2 separate regions of the Homo sapiens genome follow, and region 2 is linked to region 1. The links are chromatin loops, found by intact Hi-C in ENCODE. Cell type or tissue: heart right ventricle. All regions are shown on one strand. Each heading gives the region's core, and the rest is flanking DNA. Links, peaks and the distances in the headings are about the cores only. Region 1 overlaps FRY-AS1 (FRY antisense RNA 1). Region 2 overlaps FRY (FRY microtubule binding protein).

Evidence for each region. Hi-C counts contacts between places; a loop is a spot of excess contacts. Peaks named below come from ENCODE experiments on the same cell type or tissue, not always from the same donor. Only the 100,000 strongest peaks of a DNase experiment are listed, where the experiment ranks them.
Region 2: it touches region 1 in a loop (2.5-fold over the local background); 20 of 110 quality-filtered maps call a loop at or near these places.

Annotation. Positions count from the first base shown.
Region 1 is chr13:32,010,460-32,026,237 of GRCh38, forward strand. FRY-AS1 (FRY antisense RNA 1) reads right to left here. Exons shown (of 4, transcript NR_103839.1): 4 at 13,587-15,637. Among named protein-coding and RNA genes, the nearest start is that of FRY-AS1, 13 kb to the right of the region's middle. RefSeq lists a silencer at 9,332-9,431. In heart right ventricle, for the core only: CTCF peaks have their summits at 9,354 (motif pointing right) and 12,093; DNase peaks (open chromatin) are centred at 9,332 and 12,084; H3K27ac peaks cover 1,744 bases.
Region 2 is chr13:32,158,774-32,174,551 of GRCh38, forward strand. It overlaps FRY (FRY microtubule binding protein), which reads left to right. Exons shown (of 61, transcript NM_023037.3): 17 at 2,371-2,478; 18 at 12,239-12,497; 19 at 14,594-14,776. Among named protein-coding and RNA genes, the nearest start is that of FRY, 130 kb to the left of the region's middle. RefSeq lists an enhancer at 6,486-7,685. In heart right ventricle, for the core only: a CTCF peak has its summit at 6,080 (motif pointing right); a DNase peak (open chromatin) is centred at 7,238; H3K27ac peaks cover 7,622 bases.

The DNA of each region.
Region 1 (15,778 bases), core at 4,364-12,363:
GTATAGGAAGATGATGATAATTTTTAAGATTATTAATTATTCATCTTAGACATTTATTAAGACTCCACAGTCTTCAGCTCTTGGAGCTCATGCTGTAAATTAAACAGACCTAAGAAATAGAAATGGAACCAGAAGAAACATCTATCTCCTTTAAAAAAATAAATAAATAAACTGAAATGGGTTGGCTTTAAGAAAACAATATATGTAGTCAATTTTACTTAAAATTTATTTTTTCTCAGGTGTTAGAAGGTACAATGGATGGATAACACATTAAGCTTGGGAAAATGCAAAATATAAGTGTATGGCCCTGATAACTTTGATAGAATCTTTAGATGAGAACAAATTTAGACCTTTTCTCTGAGGTCTGTGAACATGTTCTATGAACATGTAGACCTTTTCTGTGAGGAATACCTATATTTGATTCATAAGTAAAAGTAAAACCAGATTAAGAAAATTTCAACATTGAAAAAGGACCTTGAAGTAGCCTAACCATGTGCCCTGTGCATGCAGCTTCTCAATAACATCCTCATGGCAGATGTGTTCAGCTTCTGCTTAAATACCTCCCATGACAGGAAAATCATTACTTCCAGAGGAAATTGATCCACTCAACATATTTACCGAACACCTGTTTACTGTGTCTGATCTGGTAGAGCTTACACCTACCCAGAAGAGTCAGACAGTAAACAATACATTCAATAAATAAGTAAATTATATATCAAGTTCATTCCATTTTCAGATGTGTTATTTTGTTAGAAAGCTTTTCCTTATATTTCCTTACACATAATGATTGTTTAGGTGTTTGAAGAAAGTATTTGTTGCCCTCTCGAGTCACCTGGTTTTCAATGTACGCTCCTGGTTGGTGAAACAGTTGTTCCTATGTATTAGTTTGCTAGGGCCACCATAACAAGGTACCGCAGGCTGTTTGGCTAAACAACACACATTTGTTTTCTCACATTTCTGAAGGCTAGAAGTCCCAGATCAAGGTGCTGGCAGGGTTGGTTCTTTCTGAGGCCTCTCTCCTTGCCTTATAGATTGCCGTCTTCTCCCTGTGTCCTCCCATGCTCTTTGTATGTGTGTGATAATCTTCTTTCCTTTGTTTGTTTGTTTGTTTGTTTGAGACTGAGTCTTGCGCTGTCACCCAGGCTGGAGTGGAGTGGTGCAATCTTGGCTCACTACAGCCTCCTCCTCCTAGGTTCAAGCCATTCTCCTGCCTCAGCCTCCCAAATAGCTGGGATTACAGGGACCCATGAGTTTCACCATGTTGGCCAGGCTGGTCTCGAACTCCTGACCTCAGTTGATCCACCTGCTTCAGCCTCCCAAAGTGCTGGGATTTACAGGAGTGAGCCACCACACCTGGCCGCTAATCATCTTAAAAGGACACTAGTCATATTGGATTGGGTCCACCCTAATGACCTTGTTTTATCTTAGTTGTTACTTTAAAAGCCCTGTCTCCAAATACAGTCACATTCTGAGTACAGAGGGTTAGGACTTCAACATATGGATTTGGGGGGCACAAGTCAGCCCCTAACACATAACCCTTGTCTTTTGGAACCCACAGAAGTGGGAGGATAATTCCATGAATATAACCAGGCAAGATGGTCCCATCCCATGTTCTAGACATCTAGTTTACCTTTGATAGTCCCAGCATGGTTGACTGATGTTGAGCTTGCAGTCTATGAGAAATCCCAAGTCTCTACACAGCTTGTTTTTTTAGGCTTGTCTTCTCCTATCCTTTGCATAATTTATTCTTTTATCTAGTCACACTGGGGATACAGCAGGGAACCAAGTAGACATTGTCCCTGTCTCTTGGAACTTAACATACATTAGTGAAGGCTGTCAGTGAACAAATGAGCAAACAAATATATAATTACAAATTGTAAGATGTACTATAAAGTGAATGAACAGATAAATAGTAGAAGAGACATCCTACTCTTGATAGTTTTTTTTTTTTGGTGGGGTATGCATTTTGGCATTTACCCTGAAATAAAACATTATTTTTAATATATCTGGCCTATTATTCCACCCTACCCCAACCATTTATAGAAGAGATCCTGGCTGTTATTTGTTATTTTTAGTGCCCTCATCCTTCACTTTATTCCTAAATGTGATAAATATGACACCTCTGGCTTTATCCCAGTCATCAATAAAAATACCTAACGGGACAGAACAGTACCATTGTTGTCCTAGAGCTAACAGTAATATCCATTAGCTACACATAGATAAAGATCTAGCCAGCATATATAAAGTGAGACTCTTATTGGAAATATTAACAAGATTAATGCTGCCCACTGCTAAGTTTTCTATTTCACCAGCTGAGTCTTAAATGTTCCTCTGGCTGTACCACATTGATCACAAAAGGCCTTTCAAGTTGTCTGCCTGATGATTTTTAAAAGGTCAAATTCATTTAAAGTATTTCACTCATAATGTGGGGAAATAGAAGTTGTTCTCAATCTAACCAGAAAGAACGTCACTTACAAACCAGAATGCCTACGTTTTGCAGGGCCGAGGATCCAAGGTGATGTTCATCAGCTCCTTTCACATGGATCTAACCTGCCCATGTAGGCCCACTCCAATCACCTGGAAAGTGTGAGTCCAAGGCCAGAACCTACCCAGGCCAGTTCTGTGATGCCCTCTTTCTCCTTACCTTGGGCATCCTTGGCTTTAATGGCCAATTCTGTACTTGCTGCCCTGGCTCTACTGGTCTCCCACATAGACAGTTCCCACGTTTGTGTTTGGCCATCGAACGCAGTGTTTGGGTAAGAGGCACTCCAGATCTCTCAGCTGCCAGTCCACTGAGCTGATTCTCTTTTTAGTTGGAGTAGGGAGAGTTTAATCAAATTTAGAGAACTGGGGATTGGAATCATCCAGCAGGCACATCACCCTTGGTCATCACAGGGTTACCCATCCAGAGCAGTGGAGAAAATGAAATGTTTTCAGAGGCAGTCAAACTTGACCTTTAATTTAGCATGGACCATAGCTTGTCAAGGTTCATCAGCAGAGCGGTACTGTTGTAAGCATTTGCTAATGTAGACATTATTTGACGTTAATTTACTTGCTAATTTGACACATTTTTGTATAACACAGAATAAGTTAAATCGCAACAAAATTTATTTATTTATTTATTTATTTATTTATTTATTGAATATTCCTTAAACACCTATCACATGCTAGGCATTGTTCTGGGTGCTAAAATTACAGCTGTGAATAAAATAGACACAGCTCCTTCCCTCGCAGATCTTATATTCTGGTGGGGGAGGGCGGGAGACTAAGACCATGTAAATATGTATTATTCAGAGAGTGAAATATGCTTTGAATAAAATATAGAAACAGAAGAAAGTCACAGTGACAGGGGAAGGAAATTTCGCCTTATATTGGGTGGTCAGGGAACATCTTATTGATAGGCAGAGCCTGAAGAAAGAGAAAGAGCAAACCATATGGATACCTGGAGAGAGGAAGTTTGGGCAGAAGGAAGAGCAAATGCAAAGGCCCTGGGCTGGGTCTTCTCAAGGAAAAGCAAGGAGGCCGCTGTGGCTGGTGTGGGGCTGGCGCTTATTCTACACTGCTGCCTTTCAGAAAGTGTAACAAAGAACCAGATGGCTCTTTGCTAGACTTGCCCTATTTTGTTGTGGTTGTTAACTAAAAATACATGGGAAAAGGGTGTTTTTTATACTGCTAAGGTTGCATTCTTGATTGGCTAAGGAGTTAACCCCAGGATGTGTGTGTGTGTGTGTGTGTGTGTGTGTGTGTGTGTGTGTGTGTGTGAATGATATATATACATACCTATACACACACACGTTTGTTTAATGAAATGGGAGAGAAGTTGAGACATACCTTTTTGTGCTTCAATGTGAGCCTGTGAGAGTTAGTAGTTTAGCTGATACAAAACCCCTTTGTAATCTATTATGCAGCCTGTTATTAGCAATCAGTCCTACAAGTGCTATTATTTTCATCCTCCAAGTAAAGCATAGGAGTTGGGTAAGGGTCAGAGTAGTTTGAAATTTGGATAAGAACTCAAATTCTTTACTGACTTCCCTCACACCTACATCTAACTTCTGCAGGAGCTATCCCATTAGTTGTGAATGATTTAATAAGCAAAACCTGGGGTGAGTTTACCTCCTGAGGCCAGTTCAGTTTTTAGACATAGTTGGCTTGCCCTGAGCTCTTCTTGGCCTATTTCTGGGCATTATGCATCCTGAGAAATATCGGGATTTTTTTTCTGTTACAAAGCGAACACTTCTCATGCTTCCAAGTGTTTACATGTATCAGGCCCTAAGTGGTGGCCCTATCAGGAGCAGAGTGTGCAGGCGATGTTGTGCAGGGTGGGCATGGCTCAGCCTGTGCTGTCTGTGTGGTTCCAATGGTTCCAATATCCCAGCGGGGCTGTGCCTGTCCACCAGCCTGCTGGTTACCACAGCAGATAACATAGTAGACTCAGGGTTTAAGAAGAACCACCACCCAGAGCAAATGAATAAAACTGTAACTGCTTCATGGCTAGACTCTCTGAAGAAATGCCTCTGATATAACCTCAGTTGGTCCTCAGAAGAAAGTTTGCAAAAACAAGAACAATGTCTGAACTCATTCCTTGACCATAACCATCAAATTTAAATGCCACAGTTTCTCCATGTGGGAAATTCAAAGACATTGTGGACCTTTGCATGATGTGAAGGTGTGTTAATGAGATAGCTAGCTCCTTTTTGGAAAAGAAAACCTCAGAGTAAGACATAAAGTCTTTCTTGGCTGCAGCTGTTCTTTCATGAATGATCAGCTAGGTAAGCATGTTCCAGTAAAATTAAGCCTCACCATTGACAAGTGTTTGGAGGGCATTGTAAGATTCATGGATACATCCTGCGTCTGCCTTGTTGTTTTCTACGGGTTGAACATACGGCATTTAAGGAAATTTTGTGGTTAGTAACAGAAGATTTCAAAATTAATCTCTAGAATTTATATCTCTTAGATTAGATATTTTAATAAAAACACAATATTCCATACTGTCATGTGATTGCTAGCCTTTGGTTTGTATGAAAGAATTGTTTCACTCTTTCTGTAGATTTCTACAAAAAATCACTTGGCAGATACATACCAAAAGAATATTGTATTTTATATATTTAATATATTGAAAGGGATGCTGTCATACCCAATGCTTCTGAGCTCACCCACAAAAATAAACCTCATGTTTATACTTAACTTTATTTATTCAGCTAGCATGTTTTATAATCTGTTATGTACCAGGCACTATGCTAGAGGCTGGTAATTCAGAAATGAGAGACTCAGCCTTCCACTTCCATCAAGGGGCTTACAGTTTAGTGGGGAGACAGAGAAGTAAACTACAAACACAAGATCAGGTAACAAGTACTACTGTGGCCCAAAGCAAGGGTATTTCACTTTGCCTGGGGAAGTCAGTCAGAGCTTCTCAGAAGAATGGGTAAGGGTTAGAGCTGGAATTAAGAGGAAGGAAAAGCAGAATGTATAGTGCAGGACCTAACAGTAGTTCACAGCCTGGTGTTTTGGCAGACTTGCAGACAGTTCCCTATAGCTGAAGCACAGGGTTGCATGAAGTTAGAGAGGTGGAAAGGGGTCTTGTATGGCAACCAAGGGTTGGGCTTTATCTCAAAAGGGATTGAGAAATGTTGTAACAATCTGGCAGGAGTCATGAGGACTGAGCCAATAGGAAGGCTATTGCATTGATCCAAGTGAAGTATTACAAATACCTTAAGTAATAGAATGATGGTAGGAAAGAGGATGAGAAAACAGATACAAGCAATTTTTAAGAGGTAGATTCAACAGGGCTTGCTGAGTCTTTGAATCTGGGAGATGAGAAGGAAGAAAAGTCTTGAATTTCTAACTTGAGTGACTTAGAAAATGATGATGTCATTCAGGCAATAAAGGAGAAAGTAAGAACTGGGGAAGGAAAGTGGTTAGCTCAGATGAAGCCATGTTGAATTTCAGGTACCTGAGGAGTATCCGGATTGAGGTGGACAGTAAGATGTGAAGAGGTAACATATGGATGTGAACTTCCATGGAGAGGTCTGAGGTGTAAAAGTAATTTGGGAAACGTCAGACAATAGGTGAAGCTGTGGGTTCAGATGATTCATCCTAGGCAATATTTATATATAAGAAGGAAAGGGGCTGAATATGGAGTTCTGAGTTATTCTTGCCATTGCAGGAAGGGATAGAGAAGGAGCCCCTAATGCAAAGAGACCAAATAGTCACAGAGGTAGGAGGACAGAGGAGACATATGTCACAGTAGCCAAGTAAAGTGAACGTCTCAAAAAAGAAGACTTGACCAGTAATGCCAAATGCTGTCAAGAGGCCAAGTAGGGTGAGGACTGGAAAGTTCCATAGGGCTTAGGCATTGGTAGTTATGACACACTCATTCCCAATGTGCTGGAATGGCAGTAAGTTGGAATGAAGGGGATTAGGAGGGAGAGACAGAGAAGTTTCTAAGAAACTTGGCTGTGCGAAGTAAAAGCGAAATAACTAAACATGAGGAAAGAGCTGTCTGCTGCTGGTTGCCGCTGAATCTGTCAAGCTGATTTCTCCCAACCTGAGTGAACAAGAGCAGCAAGGAATGCCCTGCCCCGCATAACATGTGCTGTGTTTATTGTGTCCCCCTTGTGTCCTAGAACATAGGAGTAAGATGGTGACCAAAATAAACATAGAATGTACCTAGTGAAATTGATAGTCCAAACAGGGAGAAAGCATATTGAAAACTAGCTGCACAATAAATGCATAATTTGTGATAAAGTATTTGTGTCAATAAGAAATGTCAACTGTGGCTCCAGATTTAGACCACGGAGTTAAGGGAAAGCTTCTCTGAGGAAGCAATACTTAGATGGATGAAGGGCAAATAGAATTTAGCCAAGGGAAGAGAGGAGGGCCTCTAGGCAGGTGGAACAGCAATGCTGAGCCCTGAGGTGCAGGAGTCCTGGGTAGCAGGGAAGGTGCAAGATGAGACTGAAGAGTTAGGCAGGAACCAACAATGCCACACCTGGAAAACCAGGAAAGTGTAAGGTCACGGAAGCAAGAAAAAGAGAGTTGCAAGAAGAAGGGTGTGGAGCTATATCAAACGCTACGGAGATGCCGTTTCAGTTAAGGGCTGAGAAGAGCCCACTGGCTAAGTGGAAGCTGTTGGTCACCTTAGTGGAAGTGTGGCCAAGGAGTCAGCCTGAAGTGGGCTGAAGGGGGAAGAGGAGTGGAAAGAGGAACTGAAGGCTGCGTATAAAGGCAGCTGTGTTGAGACATTAAGCGATGATTGGGAAGTCAGGAAGGTAGGCTAGGAATTTGTATTAGTCTATTCTCTCATTGCTGTAAAGAAATATCTGAGACTGGGTAATTTATAGAGAAAAGAAGTTTGACTCATGGTTCTGTGGGCTATACAGGAAGCATAGTGGCTTCTGCTTTTGGGGACCTCTCAGGAAGCTTCCAATCATGCCAGAAGGAAAAGGGGAGCAGGCACCTTAACATGGCAGGAGCAAGAGAGAGTGAGGGGGTAGGTGTTGCACACTTTTAAACCACCAGATCTCATGAGAACTCACCATCATGAGGACAGTACCAAGAGAGATGATGCTAAGCCTTTCATGAGATATCTACCCCATGATCCAATCACCTCCCACCAGGCTCCACCTTCAACAACGGGGATTACAATTCAACGTGAGATTTGCTGGGGACACAAATCCAAACCATATCAGAATTGGAAGGAAATGTGGGATAAGATAAGGGTTTTTGTTTTGTTTCTGTTTGCTTGTAAGACAAGAGGTATTGGCTATGTTTTCATAAAGGCAAGAAAGATTTTATAGAAAGGGAAAGGTTAAGATGCCAGAGACCCATAGGAGTGACAATCTTGGGCAGGAGGCAGAAACAGGGTCAGGAGAGGGGACAAAGGTGGCTTTGTGGATTTGATGGCAGAAAAATGGGACTTCCTATCCGGTGCCATGTAGGAGGCAGGGTCGTCCCTGAGAACGAGATGGGAGGAGGGAAGCAGGAAGGCTGTGGAGTGCACAGGGCAGAAATGACTGTTGCAGTGAGGGATGCTTGCTGGGCCCAGGAAGGCCTGGTGGGGAGGTCTGCTTCCCTGACCTGCCTGTGGGGTTTTCCACTCACCACCTCCCCGTTGACCCTGCCAGTGTTCTTAGAAGGGTGTAAGAATGTTGTTTTGATTTTGTTCCCGTGTTTTTCCAAAGTCAAATTGTACCACGTTATAGAATTTCCTACAAATCCTGAATATTCTGACGTGGGAGCAAGTGCTTTCTGCTCTGGTAATTTTACGCTATTTGATTTCAAATTAGTTTCGTGATTTGTTTCCTCCCATGTTTACCCTTTGAGTTGCTTATTCCCTTTGGCTTCATCATTTGAAAAACTCATGATTTGGTGTCCGTCTTTTCTGGTTTTTTTTTTTTGCAACCACGTCTCACAGTTTAGAGCCTTCCATTTCATTTTATGGAACATGTTGTAAAGTTGGAATCTTTCATGCAAGCCCACTTGCAAAAATATCCAAATATTTTTGCCTTATGTATTTCTTGGTATTCTCTCTTTCTCTCTCTCTCTGTATTTCTTGGTATTCTCTCTCTCTCTCTCTCTGTGTGTGTGTGTGTGTGTGTGTGTGTGTGTGTGTGTGTCTGTGTCTGTCTGTCTGTCTCTGTCACTTTCAGGTAGCATTCGTGGCAATAACGAGAATGTCTGCTGGACCCTTTACCTCTCTCTTCCCTCCCCTCTATATACCTGGTGCTCACCAGGTCCCTGCTGCTGTTTTGTCGCTTGACTTTGTATCATATTGAGTTTCTGTCCTGGGTTCTCTGCTTGTACTCTGTCTTCTCCTTTTCATAATCACTCCAGGTCCCTGCCACTTTTTTTCTGGACACCCAGAGTCTTTTTCTTTCTTCCAGTGACAGTCAGAAGTTGGGGGAGCCCCCTTGGATGCATATTGTTGGAGGTTCCTAAGTTCATACCAAGTATCTTTAGAAATCAGGAAGGATGAGGAACAGAACTAACATTTTATGAGCATCTACTGGTATTGGATGCATTTCTTATGCTACCTTATATTAACCTTTACCATAACCTTGTGGTAGGGAGTATTGTTTTGATTTCATAGACAGATAAGTCAATCCCAGAAAGATTCCATAACTTGAGAAATATATCAGGGCCAGGACTAAAACTGTCCTTGTTTCCTGCCTGAAGCTCAGGGTGACTGACGGTTATCATTGTCAATGTCTAGACACGAAATATTCATCCCAGTTAGGCATGGGCCTAGGTGTTACCTCAGATCTTGAACTCACGCTGTGATATGAAAGTGGTCTCCTAGCAGTCAGGCATCTTGAGTCCTGGAGTCCAGACAGAAGGTGCCTCTACCACTAGGTGGGGATGTAGCAGCACCACAAATGAGTACACTACAAATGGAAAGACCCTCTAGAACAAAGGCGTTCAAACTTAAAAAATAAGAATAATTTATTGCAGTGAAACAACATATAATTAACCATTTTAAGGTGACTCTTCTGTGACATTTTGTACATTCGTGGTGTTACACAACCACCACTTCTATCTAGTTCCAGCACATTTCCATCACTCCAAAGTAAAAACCCCTTCACCATTAAGCAGATTCTCCCAGTTCTTCACTCCCCGTAGCCCCTGGCAACAGCTGATCTGCATTCTGTCTCTATGGATTTACCTATTCTGGATATTTCTTATAAATAGAATCATACCATATGTGACCTTTTTGTATCCAGCCTTCTTCAATTAGCATAACATTTTGGGGGTTCATCCATGTTGTAGCATGTTCCCAAACTTCATTCCTTTTTACGGATTAATAATATTCCATTACATATATATGCCACCTTTCGTTTATTCATTGATCCATTGATAGACATTGAAGACTTTGAGCTATTACGCATAGTGCTGCTATGAACATGCATGTACATATACTTGTTTGATAACTTGTTTTCATTTCTTTGGGGCATGTGTACACAGTGAAATTACAGGGTCGTATGCTAATTCTATGTTTAACTCTTTGAGGAACCATCAGATTCTTTCCATAGTAGTTAAACCGTTTTGCATTCTCACTAGCAGAGTATGAAGATTTCAAACTTTTTAAAACCATGACTCGCAATATAAAGTACATTTTACATTGCAACCCAGTATTTAACCGTGTGTATGTATACATACAAATATAACAGAGGTTTCATGAAACAGTACTCAACCTGACTGTGAATGATGCCCTCTAATGTATTCCCTCCTATTCTATGTCATTAGGAAAGTGTCTTGGTTTGACCCACCAAATTAACTCCACAACTCAAAGTTAATTTGCTATCAGTTGAAGTCACAGATATTTTCATCATCACTACAGTTGCTTTAGGCATATTGAAATATTATTTATGATCATTCTTTTATTTAAAATTTCTTATAATTATTACGCCTCTGGATAATGTTATTTAAAGCACCATTTGAAGAAGCAGGTATATACGATACCACAATTTTGTGTTTTTTTAAATAGTTGAATAACTATGTTTCAAAATAATTGCTTTCTTTGTCACCCTGTGTCTTCCACATTTTATTCATGTAAACACATTATTCTGAGAAGGAACTCATGGGCTTCGCCAGACTGCCAAAAGGGCTCATGGCACAAAAATACTTAGGAACATGCTAGACTACACTGTCCAATAAGGGAGCCATTAGCCACTTGTAGCTATTGTGTACAATATTGTGTACAATGGCTGCAAGATGGATGTGGCTAGTCCAAATGCAGATGTGCTGTCAAATACCCACTGGATTCCAACTATTTGGTACAAAAAATATTAAATGTCTCACTAATATTTTTTATATTCATTAATTATTGAAATGATTTTTGGCATATTGGGTTAAACAAAACAGATTATTAAAATTAATTTCACCTGCTTGTTGGTTATTTTAATGTAGCTACTTAAAAATTGAACACTGCGTGTGTGGTTCGCATTGCATTTCTGTTGGACATCACTGGCTTAGCACCAGATCGGAGTTCCAATCTTGTTGTTATCACAGGACCAGTAGTAATCACTGTTACTGTTACTGTCATTACTCTGCTGCGGGACCTACCCTGATAAATTTCAGTTTCCTCCTCTGGAAGTGTAGATATAAAGCCAAAGGAGAGCATATTGCTGTGCTTATTCTGTATTCAGCCTTTTTCCTAATACATTTCTCACTATTGGAATTGTCTAGTCATCTCATCTTTCATCCAGAAGTCTGGTGAAGGCCCATGTCCATGTCCCTTCCCTTATGCTTCTGCTACCCCTTGTTGTAATGAACACAAAATATAAATTATATATGGGAAAATCATATACCAAGGTAAGGATATAAGAATTCATAGACAAATAAATATTTAAAAATAATTTTAAAGGATAAGAAAAAGGGGAAACTCCCTTGAGGAGCAAAGAAGGTGGAAAATAAGGCTTGTGGTAGGGTGGAGTAGTAATTTGACCACAGTTGCCACCCATCCTGTATTTATCCAAAGGCCAGAGTGGCATTTGGATAAGACTCAGGCAAACCACCAGCACATTCCTGGAGTTGATGAATGGCCACTTAAACAGCAGGACACCCCTGGCATGTCCCTAAACCCAAAACTAAAAGTCCAGCAGGCTATTACAATGAGGGAAGGTGCCAGCATGTGTCTTTAAGGGCGATGGGCTGAGCAGGGACCACTCACCCTCTTATTTGTCTGATTCTTACACTGATGGGAGCCCTGAGAATCTAACATTAGCATCCTGGGAATACAAAGCCCTTTCATCTACATAATCTCCTTTAAGATCATGAAACAACCTTATGTAAAGGGCAGAATCATGTGTACCTTATAAATGAGAAAGAAATAGGTCAAACACATAAGTGGATCACTGAGGCCATTACTGGGTGGAGCAGGGTTTATCTGACCATGAGCTTGAGTTTCTCCACAGCTAACACTGAGGGTCAGAATCATGACCCTCCACTTCTGTTTCCTTGGGCTTCTCAGAGTGATCTCACCCCTGTGGACGGTCTGCAAAGATCATTACTCTTGACCTCACTTCTGCCTCCTAAGCTGAGCCGTGCAGTTGGAGTCGCTCTTCCCACTAGCCTGCTAAGCTGCTGCCTTCCATCATTCAGACAGTTTCTGACAGCCCCACCCTCCTACACAAAGCCCTGCCTGTCTGGTCAAAGGAGGGTGGTGATTTCCCACCCTTTCTAAAAACACGCCTTGTAAGACTTTCTCTGTCCTCTAAAATATACTTGCTCCTTCAGAGTCACATTTTCTACTACTGTACGGTTAAACATCGTCTGTGGGAGGAAAGGTGATGTATGGGTTTTTCTGCTCCACTGTTGTCGGGCTTAGACCACCATCTTCTAAAAGGCAGAAACCTGGGGTCTGTACCAGACAGCTCCATGAACAGATGGTCATTTTGAAGTCTTTGAAGGTGAAATCTGTGATGCTCAGTGAGGTATACACTTCTTTTTAAAGTGGTAGTTCCAAATGAAGTGATGCTGTAACATATCCTTAATTCCTTAGACCACTGTCCTTAATCTCAGTTGTAATAACCTGGCGTGTGACTATTGTTTATTCCTGGTTTACAAGAATTGTCTAGTTATATAGTTTCTATTGCTTTTCCTCTAAGCTGAACAAAGCACTTTGATACTACTTCATTAATTTCACAGTAGACAGCTTGATCGTTTTTATATTGATTTATCGCTTTCTAATCCCCAATTATTTTTTGGTCCTATGTCAGCTTCTCCTGCCAGTAGACAGTGTGTGTTTTCATGGATACTCTTGACATGAGCTTTATTAGAACATAACCAAGAAGGTGAATCTGTTGCCAAAAAATTAAATAATGTTTGCCAAAGAGTTACACAGAATAATTTATTACCCAGTGTTCTGCTTTTCCTATGCAATGGTTCCTCCCAGTGGTATAGAAAACCAAAGATTGGCTTGCCCTAAGAGATGAGGCAGTTTGGGGATGGGAAATAGTGTTCTTCTTTTAGTAGATAAATAACATGTCCAAGGTTATAGGATCGGGATCAAAATAAAAAGCAGAATCATGAGTTTCCTGATTCCCAGCCCTTCAACCTTTGCTAATAGGTAACTATAAACATGGTCATACCTAGAAAGAAAAAATTTTAGCACCTAGAAGGAAAAAAACGTAAAATTTAAGTAGCATGCGCTAAAAAACTATCCAAAATTTCTAGTTTTCCTCAATTTCATTGATTTGAAAATTATAGGTTTTAATAATTATGTACATTAAATGGTATCTTAAGGAAAAGTTGATCTTTCCCTTATTACTTAAACCCTACTATTTATTTTTGTGTATCAGATTGGTAACATTGGTGGGAATATTCACTCTAGCCATAAAAGGTATTTAATTTTTATCACCAAATAATAGGAGTATCACCCAATAACTTTAATACAACTATGAGAATGCTCTATTTTTTTGTTTTGCTAGATTATCATTCATACAGGGAAGAACCAGCATTTTCTTAGTTCTCCTGTAGATGGCGAATCTAAAGGGTGATGACGACTGATATAAATATAATTGTTTTTTATACTGTTAAGCATTATGTATCTGCATTTTTGGTAAATAATAATATGCAAAGTTAATGCCTTTTTTTTTTTTTTTGGAGATGGAGTCTCGCTGTGTCACCCAGGCTGGAGTGCAGTGGCAGGATCTCGGCCTACCACAACCTCCACCTCCCGGGTTCAAGCAATTTTCACGCCTCAGCCTTCCGAGTAGCTGGGATTACAGGTGCCCGCCACCACACCCAGCTAAATTTTGTATTTTTAGTAGAGATGGGGTTTCACCATGTTGGTCAGGCTGGTCTTGAACTCCTGACCTCAGGTGATCCACCCACCTCGGCCTCCCAAAGTGCTGGGATTACAGGCGTGAGCCACCGTGCCCAGCCGCAAATGCCATTTTTTGCTTCTTCAGAAGGGACTTAATATTTTATAATTATGTATTAATAGTTGGCTCCTATTGTGGCCATTTATATTTGACCTGTTTGTATCTGAACGTAAATAATTTCTCAGGTTGCTGGTGATATTCAAAAATAGGATAATAAAGTTATCATTAGTGTTGTATGCTTTCATGCTAAGGGGCATGAGGTAAATGCTGTCATGTTTTCTCTTTGCATACATGTCTTTAAATACATTAAATACTAAGTGTGCTATGACCTTATTCTGCAGAAATTGAAGTCGAATCTTTATGTGTACAAAATATGTATGAACCACAACATCTCCTGGTTTTGACTACAGGTTAATGATATCCAAATATGCAGACACTACTTTGAGAGGTTGATGAGAAGACTAAATTAGGTAAATTTTGAGATGATACTAACCTAACCGGAACCTCTAATCAAATGGAAGTTTACCCTGGGCACCAAATGTTATATGACTTAATATTACTAAAATGTTAAGTAATAGTGTTTGTATGTGCATGTGTTTAGACTTTCTTTACCTTTCCGAAACTTCCAGCCTTGTGGGCAGGTCTACCTTACCTTGGTAGCCAGCAGAGGGGGTTGGGGGTAGGGATCTCTCTATGATGACAGGTTCTCTCTCTCCTCTTTCCTTCTCTTCTCTTTTTCTAACCTGACTATGGAGTTAAGGAGGCATTTTGTGCTGCATATTCTGGGTTCATTTCTCACTACAGATTTGCTACATAACAGTTGTCATCTGCCTAGGCACTCATGTAATCCTCATAACAGATTTGTGTGACAAGGCACTAGTTTACAGACGAGGAAAATGAGGCCATGAGATGCTCAACAACTTTGCCAACAATACAGCTTTTATATGATGGAGCATGGTCTGGTCTACAATGTCACTCCCCTTCTAATTAATATCCTTTGAATATTTGTTCTTTTTTTTTTTTTTTTTTTTTTGAGACAGAGTTATGCTCTTGTCGTCCAGGCTGAAGTGCAATGGCACCATCTCAACAACCTCTGCCTCCCAGGCTCAAGCGATTCTCCTGCCTCAGCCTCCTAGCTGAGATTACTGGCACCCACCACCACGCCCAGCTAATTTTTGTATCTTTAGTAGAAACAGGGTTTCACCATGTTGGCCAGGCTAGTCTCGAACTCCTGACCTCAGGTGATCCACTCACCTCAGCCTCCAAAAGTGTTGGGATTACAGGTGTGAGCCACCGCACCCAGCCTGAATATTTGTTCTTGAAGTCACCATTCAGTTGTCTGGAGCAGGGTTGAGGGAGAGGCGCAATTTTCCTTTCACTAGCATGCAGGCCCGGGTTAACTGGTGCCCTAGTTCTAATTCATCCTAATGATGTCTCAGTGCCACTTTTAGAGAAGTGCCCAGCAGGTGCCCAGTAGGTGTGCCCCTTTGTTCAGCTTTGTCTATGCATGCCCTCTGATATACAGCCCAGCCCCAAGCCTCAATATTAGGCCTGAATAAATACCATTCTTTTACCCCACTCTAGACCTGTCAAAACACCTTGGATGACAATGGACACATGGAGGGGGCATTCCATGTGCAGAGCAGAAAGCAGGGTAAATTCCAGGCTTTTTTTCCTCCACTCCCTGCTGCCACTTCTCGGAGTCTTTTATTGTCTTCTGCTTAAACCCTTCAGGGGCTTCCCATTGTGCTAGAATTCCTCCTGATTCCTTTGTCTTGGCTCTGGGTTCCTTATAAAACCCCTTCGCAGGGGAGCTGAGTAGGAAAGAAAAAATGAGTTCTGCTGCTATGTTTCAATGATAACAATTTTAGAAGACATGATTTTTCTTGTTTATGTTTGAATCTGGACAACAACAAGCTTTGCTATAATGAAGTTGTGTTGCATTCAAAAAATTT
Region 2 (15,778 bases), core at 2,562-10,561, 150 kb after region 1:
CGGGCATGGTGGCGTGCACCTGTAATCCCAGCTACTCGGGAGGCTGAGGCAGGAGAATTGCTTGAACCCGGGAGGCAGAGATTGCAGTGAGCCAAGATTGCACCACTGCATTCCAGCCTGGGCGACAGTGAAACTGTTCCAAAAACAAACAAAAAGAAATGCATATAGCTGTTTCCTCAAAAAAAAAAAAAAAAAAAAAAAAAGAGCTTTAAAGGACAACCATATTCGTAATCAATAGGCATCATAAGATAGGTTCAGGACAAAAACATTATATTCAAAATCATAAAAAGGTACATGTTTAAATGTAAACATTTTATTTATGTTTTAATCAATGTTCAAACTTTTTCTAAGGTTCTTCTTTACTTTTTCCTATTCAAACATCTTAAGACCTCCAGATAGGGCTAGAAATATTTTTCGTGCTAGAATTCAAGGCAGATTCCTAAATAACTCATTGCATCATTTCTTAAAAAAAAAAAATAAGGAAGAAGAGAAATGTTAGGGAATCATATAAGCATTTAGGAGAAGAGGGTGGAGGCCCACACAACACTAATGGAACAGTCATTGGAGTTGATATTTGAAGCTGGGCCACCACTTTCCCAGGCCCTACGCAGGGTAAGAACTTGAACATTGAACATTCTGTGTTGCTCAGTCTTTATTCCATATCCCTTTTGTGGTTCATGCTAGTACAAAAAAAGAAAGAAAGGAAGAAAGAAAATAACAAGTAAAGAATAATAAATAATAATTTTAACATCTGTTAATATATTTTCTTAATTATATAATTTTGGGGATTTATATGCTTCCCATAAAAGGCCAGACAGCAAAGACTGCAGTAGTAAGAGGAAATCATGCAGCAATTAGTTTCTAATCTAGGCTTGTTTTATCATCTTGGAAGTCTGGCAGAGTTCGCCCTTACACTTCAGGCCAGGCAAGGTCATCCATTTTCCGACAGATATAAAAATAATCCCAGCTGTTAAAAACATCTGGTGAGCAAACTAGTAGAACTGTTTAAACTACTCACTGTGTTACAAATGAACAATTAGAAGAGATCTCTAGGCTCTAACACTGTACAGCTATTGAGGATATCTGAAAACATTTCTTTCCTTGGCTGATTGGAAAGCCCTGTGCAACTGCTTCCTCTTCTCCAGGGTCCTCAACAGCTCGTGCAAAAGCTCTATGGATGACAAAAGTCATAAGATTATTAAGAAAATAATCTTATGACTGCCCACAAAAGCAGATTATTTTGGAAGACAACATATTATGTGTTTTATTTTTCATATAAACAATTTTTTATTAATTCTTAACAAACTTGTAAAAGCACAATAAAAGGTAATGTCACAGAGCAAAATTGCTGCTTGATTATGATCTTTAGATTACACAGAGGATTGATTCTGCTAGTTGCATTTCTATTCTGACTACAGTTACTGTTCCAAAAAGGAATTATTTTTATGCTATTTTGCATTTTCATTATTGTGCTTGTGTCCTTGGATCACATTAATTTGGTACTGATTCTATATTTATGCTCAGAAGACTAAGTCATCAGACTTTAGATATGCTGTTATATATTATCACTTGGGTCATTTGAAAGATTTTGGTGGGTAGTTTATTCCATAAAGGTTACAGATAAAATAAGTGGTTAAAAATCTAACAGTTACCTATTAAAACAACTAAAAATTGAAATAACACAAAATATATATTTCTCCTTCACATTTTCCAACAGAATGCAGAAGGCATTAATTATCATTAAACATTCATATTCTCAAGAAATTAATTAAAAATAGAGAAGGAAATCTCCATAGAGGTGAGGCCCATCGGTATCACTTTAAAAGTCAGAAATGGGTGCACAACTATATACATTTCAGAATTTTACTTATTTTGAAAGATTTATTTTGGAAGCACTTAAATTTTTAAAAACAGGACAAAGAGCTCTAGGGGAGAAGCATAACTCATCAGGGAGAGAAGCTGCTAGATATCACAATTACAAAAGGCACCATTCCATATATATATACTCCATTTTTAAATGCTGAATGAAATACATTTCTTCATGTGGATGTACTTAGCCATTTCTGTGATTCTGGTATTTTAAATGCAACTGGACTAGACCCAACTAAAGGGCAAATTCAAGGCAAAATACTATTGATATCAGCATTTTTCTTTTCAGATATATACCTCTGTCTTACATTTAAATTACTTAAAGTTTTATTAGAACTGGTCAAGCTACAAAGGGCATAAACATTTGAGAGTAATATGGAGCTAACACCAGGCTGTGACTCAGAAGGCATGGATTCTAGTCTTTGTTCATGCACTTAATTCATTTTGTTTTTATTTTCACAGCTTTTTGACCTATTTTAAAATTTTGTCTTCTAATTCTAGGGGTGAGAGAAAGCCAAAAATAGATCTTTTCAGGACCTGTGTTGCTGCTATTCCTCGACTGCTTCCTGATGGGATGTCAAAACTTGAACTTATTGACTTACTGGCTAGGTAGGTGAGAATATTATTTGGCCAAAATTAATTTCGATCCTTTGTTGTGACTCCTGAAAAAAAAATAGAATGGTAGTTTACAATTAACAAATATTTACCAAATGAGGTACTGGGTATGGGCAGGAAAAAACAAATTTTTAAAAATTATTTTTCCCATATTCAAGGGGTTTAAAATCCAACTTAGAAGCAAATACGTAAGCACGTAAGGTCGCTAACAACCCAAAGCCTGTGTTGTGCAAACTAATGGCACAAAAATATACAATACATGATTCGTGGGTAAGAGATTACTATGGACTGGGGAAGGCAACAAATAACTCCTGAGAGAAGGTGGAACTTGAACTTCCTCTCGAAGGGAAGGTAGAGTTCAGAAAGGTAAAGGCAGAGACATGAGCAAAGGCACAGAGGTAGAACCAGGAAATGAGATGGGTCTGGCCAAAAAAGAGTTCATTCGGAGTCTGATACCCAATCTGAGGCCCACAGACCCCCATGGGGACAAGAATGCAGGTCGTGGATATCCTTAACTAGTTTTAGTATAGTGCTTCAGAAAGCTGCCCCAAATCATATTTATCACCTTCCCAATGCACAATCCAATGAGAACCTAAAATTTATTTTCTTTGAGTGAAATTATCTTATTATAATTTAGTAAGCTTAGTTATCTCATGTTGATCTGGAGCTCCAGTTGACAGTTATGCATGTCTTTAATTTAAAAATCAAAAGTGACATAACCTAACTGCAATTTGGAAAGCAAAATTATTAGACACGTGGGATGTGTGGAATGAGGAAGAACAAAAGTCATTGGTTTGGAGGGAAAAAAGAGAAAATAGTTTACAAACCCAATGATGAAAGGAAATTGAAATAAGACTGAAGAGGTAGATTTTCAGCTAATCTTAAGTACTTGTTGAGGCATTTGGACTGATGAAATTTTAAGCTGGCGAATAAGATGACAAAAAATGTCAATTTAGGCTCTATAATCTGATTATGGTATAATTTTTAAAAAGCCTGGAGAAGGATAACAAATAGTCATGCTGACTGAATGAATGATGCATTACACATAGCCTGGTTTACTCACATCCTCTCACCTTCTGAGAGCACCTTTCCCATCAATATTCAAATAAATAACCCAAACTTCCACCCCACATGGCTGCACATAATCTGGTGGCCTCCTGAGGCTCTGAGTGTCCCTGTGGAGCCCCGCACCTCCTGGTTATTGTGGTCATGGTCCTCTCTTACGTGGGCAGCCAGCTTGGGTCCCTCTGTTGATTACCTCTTGCTATCTAGTAATAGCTTTTAGAAACTACTGCCCTTTCCCATTCTTTAATTTGCATTTGGACACAGCCACTCCCTTCCTCCTTCCTGACACCACTAGCACAAGAACAGTGCTGAATGTGAAGGTTTCCTGAAGGTCTGTTACCTTCAAAACCATGATTTCAAGCCGTTGTGCTCTCTAACCACAGCCTTCCACCTTCTGGCTGCCAATGTCACCCAGCCCTGTAGTCTCTTTCTGCTGTCATCAGCAGCCTTCCAGCCGTGGATCCTTCTTCCTTCCAGTCCACACTTAGGGTGTAACTTTTGAGACCTAGCAACCACAATATGAGTGAAGAGTACATTCCCTGGAAGCAGGAAAGCAGAGAGAAATGGGAAAAAATAATCCTGGATCAAAAAGGGCTTTCCAGTTCAGGGCAAGGGGAAGACCTGTGGAGGAACAAAGAGTGGGTTTCCAAAGAATAATGAACACGATGATTTAGGGGCTGGGGGAAGCTGAGGGAAAGAGAGACTAAGACTGTAAGGGTCATCCATGCTAATATTGAGTCACCCGGGATGAGGGCAGAGACTGAGAATAAAGAAAAGCTGTGAGACAAGGGCTAGAGCTACTGAAAACATAAAGGAGAGCCTGTCAGTTTGCTGTGGACAGCATTGGAGAGGGTGGCATGACCAGGAGACGTGTATTTCCCCAGAGCACAGGTGGCTGAGCGAAAAGCCCCTCTCCAAGGCCTCATGACTGTCTGGACAAAGACGGCCACCATCTAACAGACATGGAGGAAGCAGGACACGAGAATGGGAAGAAAACAATCCTCTAAAAGCCTGAACTTCATTTCCTTCATTCCTTTGCCATTTTACTACCTGCATGATCCGGACAAATTATTTAACCCTCAAGCCTATCCTTTTCCCATGGTAAAATTTTGGTGAAATTGGAATGAGACTGCCTACCTCAGGACTGTTGCGAGGGCTAGATGACAAGACATGTGGTTAGAGAGAGGAGGCGTCTGCAGGGAAAAAGTTTTCAGTTAAATTGAAGTAGAAGGAAAGTTCACTTTATTCAATAGAAGTCTAATTGGTGATTATATACACTGAGGCCTTTGAAGTACCAAGTTTTTTGAATGGCATGCAGTGTTCTCTTTCTGGTAAAGTCTCTAATGCTATTTTGCTATAAGTCTGAGTGGGAGGCTCCTACCTCTGGAATCACCTTGACAGCCCAATCCAGTGACGCCCAAACCCCCAGACCATGGTGCCAGGCGTGTTGGGAGGGAATTCTGTCAGATGTGGTTGGAATGCTAGTGCTATTTATAGTGCGTCCTGTTTATTATAAGTTACATTCTTACCAAGCCCAAAGCAATGGATGCTGTTTTTTGTTTTTTCTTTTTTCTTTTTTTTCTGAGGGAACAGAACAAATAAATATTCCTGAGAGTCTAAGTCTTAGGGAGAAATCAAGGAAATGACTGGACTTATATGGGAAACCCATGAAGGGACCTTTTTAATAAGCTTCAAAAGAAGCCAGAGGCTGTTCTCCTCAGGGGGAAGGATAACTAGAGTAAGCGACCTGCACATAGAGTCCTATTAACCTGTGAGAAAATGACCCTCTTCAGATCTCCTTGAGAGGGTCAGAGGACAAAAGTGAAGTAATTCAATAGCAATAAATGTGGGTTTCAAGTGCCACACAAGAAGTCTTCAGTTACTTTATACCCCCACAGTCCAGTTGCCTTCGGATTCAATTGACCTGAGATAATATATGGTCTAGTCAGAGAGGAGTGAGACCTGTTATTTCTGACACTTCACAGTCTCATCCGTGGTACACTTTTTATTTAAAACCTTGTTTTTTTTCATAATTGGTAAAATAAGGGCAGTGTTCATGCAGGTTGTCCATCCCTCCCAGCTCAGTTCCCTGTAAGGAGTTTCAACTGTGTGTCCCACACAGCTGCTCCCAGGCCCTTCCTGCACTTTGAGTAATGGCTGAATACCACAGACACTTACACCTCAGACACATATTAGTATGTTGCACATGACAACAGTGTATACAACGAAGCTGGAAAACTGCCTTCTTCAAGCTACTAGATTTTTGACTTTACATGTATTGCTCAGCCAGCTCATAATATGGCCAAGTGTGAGAACCTTTCCATGTGGCTCCATGGAAGCTTCACAGGCCCTCCTGACATTGTGGTGAGATCCATGGGGGTGCTTCCTTCCCATTCTCTGCAGAGCCTGGCCTGCTCAGCTGTCTGGATCCCTGAGGATTCTCCAGATAGAAAGGGCAGCTGTCTCCCCTTGGCAGCCGCCATCTTTTTCTCTCGTTCTCCTCTCCTAGATAGTTCCTGCTCTGTCATTTGACCACAAGAGGGAGCTTTCACTAGGAGTCCACAGGCTCCTTTCCTTGTCACTTCCTGCAGTGCTTTGCATGCACCAAGGGCTTGCTGTTGAGTATTCACCCTCCTCTTTCAAAGCTCTCAGCAAATGTTAGTTTATTATTTTTAGATATCTTCACATTCAAAGAACATACACCGTGCTATACAATGCATTTCATATACATTATGTTAGGTAAGCTGGGCACATGTTCATTCTTATTTTTAGATAAGGACATTGAATTTCAGAAGGGTAAATCTGATTGCCCAAATTTATAGAATTTTCCAAATGTCATTGGTTTTATGCAAAATAATAAACACGTTTTATGTGGTGTTTCCTTATTATTTGTAGAAACTTCTAAGATAATGCATACACAGATTCCACAGTCTTCTAGGGTATCTAAAAATCATTAAACATTTATTCTGCTTTCCCTTTTCCACATATGCCTGTGTTGTGGAAAGTGGTTAGTTGTTTGGAGTAGCTGAAAGAGAACTTGTCTCAATTGTATATATTGCCTCAATAATTCACTTAGTCATATTTCTGTATTTTAATTGAGATATAGTTCGAACCACTGTAGATAGATGGGGGTTCATTCTTTAATAGCCTCCAAGGAGAAATTTCCACCCCTTCTGGTGAACTACCCTGGTGGTGAACAGTCCACCTCTCTCAAGCTCCTTCTTTTGGAAATCCTTGTCTGCTGGGCTTCACTTTCAGTGTTTCTTCCTCCACGGCCCTTGTTGACATTGTGGGGCACTTCTTTCTAATAAGCTTTTGCTTATCTTGCCTAGTTCAAAGGAGGATGTTTCTCCTAATTTATCTTTTCTTCTGGATATGGTTTGTGAATTTGAAATCACCCCTTTTCTTTCATGTATCTCTGTACAAGAACATTATTAAAAGCTACTAAGCTGATTCCATCAGAATCTGAAGCTTACCTTACACAAGTGTTTTCCATTAAAAGTCATATTTCTGATCTGACCAACAAAGAAGGCAGCTTTGTCCAAGTTCTATTTCCTCATTTTATGACATGTCCTGACTTGTTCAGTAGCACCCTTGTCTGAGCAGCACGTGCCCTTGTGATCACACCACTCACTTGTTCTCCATCACCGCAGACAGGGCCCAGGACCATTGGCAGTGGCACACGTGGCCTGTGCAGAATACAGCTATGCATTCGCTTTCTGACGTGAGCAGTGAGAATCATGCCAGGCCTGCTTAGTGCTCCTGATCCCAGCTGCCTGGGAGGGGCAGCTGCAACTGGTATTGGCAACACTGGTTTCTTTTATTTTAGGCTTCTGAGAGCCAAATCAGCTTTTCAGAAATTTAGCCTTAGTTCCCCAAGCTAGCCAGACATCTTCTCAAGTTGCTTTCTCTTAAAGTCTTTCTGTTCCCTCTTAATTGTTGCCACCAAACTCTCTCAAAGGACAGTTTTTAAAATTATAACTGCGTCTGTTTAATTTGCAGCTGAGACCTGTTCTTTCTTTCCTGGTCTAGTTTCTCTATGAAGATGGCCCAGCTGGGGGAACTGCTGTCCCCCACCCTCATCCTTGCTAGAGAAGGAGATCTAATAGGATTTGTAAATCTGTAGGCCAGCTCTACGCTACTTTCCTGAGTAGTCAGAATGGCTGGACATCTTTCTCATTTAACTCCAAGGCTTCCTTTCCCTTTTAGATAGCTATTTTTTTCCCGCTTTATAATGTAAAATCCCATGTGTTTCACAAGATCTTGATTATCTGGTCAAAATCTAACAAAAGTAAAAATGAGGAAGAACTGAGTGGAAGAGATGGCAACTGTATCTGACAGGCAGCCCTCTGCTTATATGCTTCGAGGGACAGACACAGGGAGGGAGCTTTGTCCTCTTCACAGCTTCTTCCCCTTACCCCTCACCTACTACCCACAGACTCGTCTTGATAGGTGATTTCCATTCAGTCTCAGTTCTGTGGCAGCTGGGCCTTTTTCTTCTACAAACATTCCACTTTTATAACCAGCTGAGCCTTCTATCCCAGAAGCCCTTTCCCCTCCCTGGTCTTCTTCCTCCAGGAATATTTTTGAGCCTTTCAGTGGTAGAGCATGTAAACACTGTCATTTTAAGAGACATGGCCACCAAGAATAGCAAGGACTACACTGCCCTGGGGCTCCAAGAGTCCTGAAAATGATCCTGCATTGTGGGTTTGAAGTTAAAACAGATTCTAGATTGCAAATTGTGCGTGAGAGCAAAGTTAGATGACGAGTAGAATCAATCTCATTTGGAAAGCTGAAAGTATTGGCCCTTACTTAAAGGCTTCATGAAAATAGACCATGACATGGCTTTCGTCCTTGGTGCTTGTCTGGTTTCATGATTATATTGGTTTGCTAGGGCTGCTGTAACAAAGTGTCACAAAATGAGTGGCCTAAACACCAAAAATTTATTCTCTCACACTTCTGGAGGCTAGAGGTCCAAGATCAAGGTGTCAGCAGGGTTGTGTCCTGCTCAAGACTATGAGAGAGAATCTGCTCCAAGCCTCTCACATGGCTTCTGGTAGTTTGCTGGCACTCTGGCATCCCTTGGCTTGTAGAAGCATCACCCTGATGTCTGCCTTTATCTTCATATGGCATTATCCACGTGTGTTGTCTGTCTACAAAAGTGCCCTTCTTATAAGGACACCAGTCATATTGGATTAGGGGCCCACAACCTCTCCTTAATTTAGCTAATTACATCTGCAATGACCTCATTTCCAAATAAGGTCACATTCTGAGGTACTGGGAGTTAGGACTTAAACATATGAATTTTGTGGGAGACACAAAATTATGAACACTGTCATTACTATCAGTTAACATTTATGTAGTGTCTGCAATTCCTGGTTACTAAACTATTACCTGTCCTAAAAACGGTGGCTTGTTATCTGTGGAAGCTTATTTTCTAAGACCTTCAGGTCCATAGACAGGTATAAATATAGTAAATTAGAATAATAAACATAAGATGGGGAAATGACTTCAAGTGCTTTTCATAAACTAGTGTTTTCAAACCATGGACTGCAGAGATGACTCAGCTGCTTGGCGAGTGAAGGAGTGTTTTCTCCCCAGATGGGTGGGCTTCAGGCCTTTTACCCCAGCTTTAACCAGAGTGGCTCAGGCTTTATGTATCTATATATTGCAGTTTGTATTAGAGTTCTCCAGAGAGAAACAGAAACAATAAGATGTATATAGAGAGAAAGAGATTTATTGTAAGGAATTGGCTCATGTAGTTATGGAGACTGGCAGGTCCAAAACCTTCATGGGGGGCCAGCAAGCTGGAGATGCAGGAGAGCCAGTGCTGCCATTCTTGTCTGAAGGCCGGCATGCTAGAGATTCAGAAGAGCCAAGTTTCCAGTTTGAATCCAAACACAGTCTGCTGTAGAACCAGGAAGAACCAGTGTTGCAGATGAAGTCTAAAGGCTGTTGAATTCTCTCTTGCTCAGGGGAGTCCAATCTTTTGTTCTAGTCAGTCCTGCAGCTGGTCAAATGAGGCCCACCCACATGAGGGAGGGAAAACTGCTTTCCTCAAAGTCCACTGATTTAAATGTTAATCTCATCCACAAACATCCAGAATAATGTCAGTCAAATATCTGGGCACTGAGGCCCAGCCAAGTTGACACATAAAATTCACCACCACAGAGCTCTATATAAACTTTTGTTGGAAAAAAAGATAGATATGCTGCTGAATGAAATATAAAGAAAGTTTGAAAACTTCTGTTTTAGACAATTCTAGATTGGAAGCCCAGGTTAAAGCCTTCTCATTCTTCTTTCAGCAACTACTGAAGAACTGTAGATTTAATTGTATAAGACGTCCCTGAAAAATTAGCTTAGATCTTCCTTCTCAGTGTCTGTGTAGAACTTTACATGCTTTTGAGACAGTAAATATATTCCCTGGCTCAGTGTAAATCTGTGAACTAAAGAGCTTTTTACCTGATTTATATTGTCAAACTGGACCAATTGGTGTACTTTATGCTTTATAAAATAAGACAAGAGTTTGCTTATCTTATCAAACTTTTGAAATACTATCTGAGAGTGATAACTGGGGTGACTTGTGTCAGGCTTGTTTTGTGAGAAGTATTTTGGATTAAAGATTAGAAGTCCTAAATTGAATTCCTGGCTCTTCCCTTTGTTAACTTTGAGCAAATTCCTTAACCACTCTGGGCGACAATGTTGTCTTGTATTTGTTGGTGATAATATCTGTCCTGGGTATGGGAGCCCCCATTGACTCTGCCATGTTCCGCCACTGAACACCTCCAGGCTACTGAGTTCTAAATATCTTTGGCCTCTGTCTGCCCTTGCCCCACCACACTTCTATGCTTTGGGTCAGGCCCTCACCACTTGTTGCTTAAGTCATTGCAGTGACCTCTTAGATGGTCTGTGCCTTGTTTCTTCTCCAAGACATTCTCCCTATTCCTGCCTGACTCTCTTTTCTCAAGCGTGAATCTAATCATGTTTCTTTCCCTATAACTTTCAGGATACAATTCATTTTCTTCTAATAATAGCTAACGTTACTGAGTGCTTACTCTGTGCTCTGTGAAGTGCTAAATATTGCACATGGATCATTCAGTGACCCTCACGACAGGTTTATGGAATGCAGTTACAGTTAGTATCCCCATTTTACCAATCTGAGGCTTAGAGATTAAGTGACTAGCCTGAAGTCACGTAGCTAATAAGTGACAGAGGCAAGACCCTGATCCAGGCATTCTGACTCCAGAGTACACACTCTGAATCCCTTCCCTGCTGTGTTGTCTCCCTGAGTGGCCCAAAGACCCTTCAGTTGAGCTGCCTCTGCTTCCTCTCCAGCACTGTCTCACACCTCACTCTTGCAGGCACCTCACCCAATAGACACAGCCACACCGAACTCCATATCCTAAGTGCTGTACATAGGGCATGTGATGACTGAATCTTAGGAGGGTCTCTCTTAAAAGCCTTTGCTTATTAAATAAATGAATGAATATGTAAAGCAGTATGTTAGCAGTAATCCATCCTACCAATGTCAAGATTTAATATTATTGTGTTGTTCTAGATTAAACCACAGATACACTAGAATTCTGTTAACTTACTCAAAATGTCTCAACCTTGGCACTATTGACATTTTGGGCCAGAAAATTCTTTGTCACAGGGACCTGTCCTGTAGGGTGTCTTAGGATTCTGGGGTGTTGAGCAGCATCCCTAGCTTCTACCCACTAGAGAAATGCCTGTACCACACCCCAAGGTGCACAGCCAGAAATGTGTCCAGACATTGCCAGATATCCCAAGGAGCAAAACCGATTTAGGACCACAGGCCTGACTCTGATTGTTCATTTATACTGAGCTTCTGGATGAGTCCTTTAGCTTCTCCAGTACTCAGGTTCCTCATCCTTAAGAATAGGATTCGATACTAATTTATTATTCTGTAGCCAGTGATGTATTAAAAAGTGTTCATATACAGTACAGCTAAATGCAGTGTGGTATCTTGGATTGCATTCTGAAACAGAAAAAGGACATCATTGGAAAACCGGTGAAATCTGAGTAAAGTAGTTAATAGCTTCATCTCAATATTAAGTTCTTAGTTTTGATCAGTGTACCGTAGTTATATAAGATGTTAACATTAGGGGAGGCCCGAAGAACGCTATATCGGAAAACTCTGTATTATCTTTGCAGCACTTCAGTAATTCTAAAATTAGAAGTTTGTTTTGTTTTGTTTTGTTTTGTTTTTCTGAGATGGAGTTTAACTCTGTTGCCCAGGCTAGAGTGCAGTGGCACGATCTTGGCTCACTGCAACCTCAGCCTCCCAGGTTCATGCCATTCTCCTACCTCAGCCTCCCAAGTACCTGGGACTACAGGCATGTGCCACCACACCTGGCTAATTTTTGTATTTTTAGTAGAGACGGGGTTTCACCGTGTTAGCCAAGCTGTCCTCGAACTCCTGAACTCGGGCAATCCACCTGCCTCAGCCTCCCAAAGTGCTGGGATTACAGGCGTGAGCCACCATGCCTGGCCAAATTAGAAGTTTTTTAAAGGTATTTATGTAAGTCATTTACTAAGCAAAAAATAAGGGAGACCCATTTTCAGACTCAAGTAGAAGAGATATACATTAATATCTATTAATCCTTGTTAGCTCTAGAAGACCAGTTAATAAAGTAAATGATTTTATTTTCCTTTATTCGTTTCACAGGCTCTCTATTCATATGGATGATGAATTGCGACATATTGCACAAAATTCTCTTCAGGGTTTACTTGTTGACTTCTCAGATTGGAGGGAAGATGTACTATTTGGCTTTACCAACTTCCTGCTCCGGGAAGTAAATGATATGCATCACACACTCCTTGATTCGTCCCTGAAGTTGCTGCTGCAGCTGCTCACCCAGTGGAAACTAGTCATCCAGACACAAGGAAAAGTCTATGAACAAGCCAACAAAATCAGAAATTCAGAGGTGATTTTCACACCTTACCCATGAATTTATATTCTTTTTTTTTTTTTTTTTTTTTTTTTTTGAGACAGTCTTACTCTGTTGCCCAGGCTGGAGTGCAGTGGCGCGATCTTGACTCACTGCAACCTCCACCTCCTGGTTCAAGTGATTTTCATGCCTCAGCCTCCCGAGTAGCTGGGATTACAGGTGCACAACATCACACCTGGCTAATTTTTGTAGTTTTAGCAGAGATTGGGGTTTTGCCGTCTTGGCCAGGCTGGTCTCGAACTCCCAACCTCAAGTGATCCTCCCGTCTCAGCCTCCCAGAGTAGTGGGATTACAGGTGTGAGCCACCATGCCCGGCTGAATTTATATTCTTTTATTCATATATGTGAATGAGTGGCAGTCTAGAACCTTTAGAATTCTTACTTCCAGCCACCTAAGAACTTCCTCCCTGGTGGTGGGCCTTAGTTCTTCCACTGGCATAAATTGTGACCAAGAAACTCAGAGCATGATATTCCACATCAGGTTAGACTTGTGAACATTCACAAGGCTATTTAGGGAATAGAAATTGGTTTTTTCAGAGAAGTATGATTGCAAATCTATTTGTAAGAACAAATGACTACAGGCCAGGGACTTAGAGCTGGATGTGGGTGTGGATGTGGATGTAGGTGTGGATGTAGATGCAGATGTAGATGTGGATGTGGATATGGGTGTGGATGTGGATGTAGATAGGATGTGGATGTGGATATACATGTGGATGTGATATGGATGTGGATATAGATAAGGATGTAGATGTGGATATGGATGTGGATGTAGGTGTGGGTGTGGATGTAGATAGGATATGGATGTGGATATAAATGGATGTGATGGATGTGGATGTAGATGTGGATATAGATGTGGATGTGGATATTGATGTGGACGTGGATGTGGGTGTGGGTGTGGATGTAGATATGGATTTGGATGTAAATGTGGATGTGATAGGGATGTGGATAGGGTTGTGGATGTAGATGTGGATATTGATGTGGATGTAGATGTGGATATGGATGTGAATATTGATGTGGATGTGGGTTTAGGTGCAGGTGTGGATGTAGATATGGATGTACATATTGATATGGATATGGATGTGGATATAGGTATATAAAAGTCAGCTGTCCACTAGTTATTTTTAGCCAGAAACATATGGGCTGCTTTGTTCAATATCCACGGAGAGGACAGTGCAGTCTTGTGGTTTCTTTATCCTTTCATGTCTCAGTCCTAAATGGTTAAGGTAGTGATAACATTTTGCAGAGCGCATTGAGGAGGAGTGTTGTCAGAGGAGAACCAGGGTGGTGGGAACTTGGCATTGGCAATGAGCAGATGGAGAAAGGGGTCTGGCTGGAGAAGAGTGTAACTGAGAGTCTAAAGACTGTGGAGGCTCATGGCAGTATAGTAGCATCTGGGGAACAGCTGGGATTCCTTAGAGGCTAACCCCAGAGATGACATTCAGCTCCTTCTCCCTTCCCTGTGTTGTAGACATGCCAACACGATAGGTAGAAAAGCAAGGGTTATATATGCTTGTAAGGGGAAAACAAAAATGAAGGTGGAAACTTCCCTGTTGACTGGCTTGCTTTTACTTTAGATTCACTTGGTTGGGGATTGGGAACTTTCAGAATCCATCACAGAGCTGTGCAAAACCTAGATTAGAATCTAACAAACAAGTAAGCAAGGAGAAATAGAAAGTAAATGTTTGAAAATTCGATTCAATAGTATCCAAAAGTCTATGGAGAATTTAAATAACAACTTTGGCCACTTTGATTGTATATACAGTGTAATACCAAGTGGTATACATGAAAGGAGTTGTGTTTTTATCAACATTAATAGCCTTTGAAGAGTTATTTTTCATCAGAAGTAACAGATGGTTGATGGTATTCCGCAGCAGCAATTGATCTGAAAGACAGAAGGGGATCTAGGATATTTCATGAATAATAATAAATTCATAGACATGTCTGGTTCTAAACCATGGTCATTTATTTTAATATTTACAAGGTCAAATGTGCAAAAAATATGTAAAACATGAGTGTATTCTTCTTCCTTTGTTATTTCGCTGAATACAGAATGTTGTTCTTATTGCATAACAGCTCATCGCAAATGGCTCCAGTCACAGAATTCAGTCGGAACGAGGTCCCCACTGCAGTGTACTCCACGCTGTAGAAGGTTTTGCTCTGGTTTTACTCTGCAGTTTCCAGGTGGCCACACGCAAACTGTCCGTTTTAATACTCAAGGAAATTCGAGCGTTGTTTATTGCCCTGGGGCAGCCTGAGGTATGGATTAGTCTTCTGAATTTTTCCATTTCTTACTTTCAACTCTTCTGAAATTTAGATTAAAAACTACAAATGATGCATTACTATTTCAGGTACTTTTATGTTACATGTAGTGTTTCATTCATTGTTAGGTTTTAAACTATTGTAATAACATTCTTGATCTACTAGATGTAAGTCATATTTTCTAAAAGCAATAGAAAAGACAAATCCCAGTTCTCCAGGGACATTACTTTGCTAAGAAGTGAAGAATTTTAAGATTAATTTAGGCTATGAATCATTTCCTTCACAGTGTTCAGCACATATCTAATTAAGAAGATATTATTACTTTATATTAGAGAATAAACTTGAAAAATCATATATCTCATTTGAAATGATCAAGGTACCAAAGAGTTTGGCAAATTGAAAGATGTTTAATCTTGATGATGGTAGAAAATGGCATCACAAAAAACACGTCCTCTTGAAATGGGAGAAGGAAGCCAGTTATTAAGCATGATCAATGCCTGCTAACACCCCACATTTGGCTAAATGCCATACACCTTGTTCAGAGAAAACACTTATTGCTATCTTGCAAGCTGGCATGGGTGGCCAAACCAAATGCATAATTTGATGAAAGAGGGACCAGCTTTTCATGTCATATATTTCTTTAGAAAATTACCACTTTCTGTTTTCTTCTTTTAAAAATAACTACTTTGGTTTTGTAACACTTGACATAGTCACTGTCTTTATAAAATATTTTCAACTTCACAGTCTTTTCTGTTCATATTTCTTCAGATAGCTTTCTGATGTATTTCAGGGCCACATCTCTGGCATCTGGTAAATGAATCTCTAAGACATATTATATTTTAGCAAACCTTCATCAAGTTTGTAATTATGAAAGTAATGATAATAATAATTACCATGTATGTGTCAGGTAGTGTGCTAAGTGCTTTATAAATAATATCTCATTTGACCCTCATAATAACCTAAGGATTGGTTTGGTTATTATCCCATTGTACAGATACT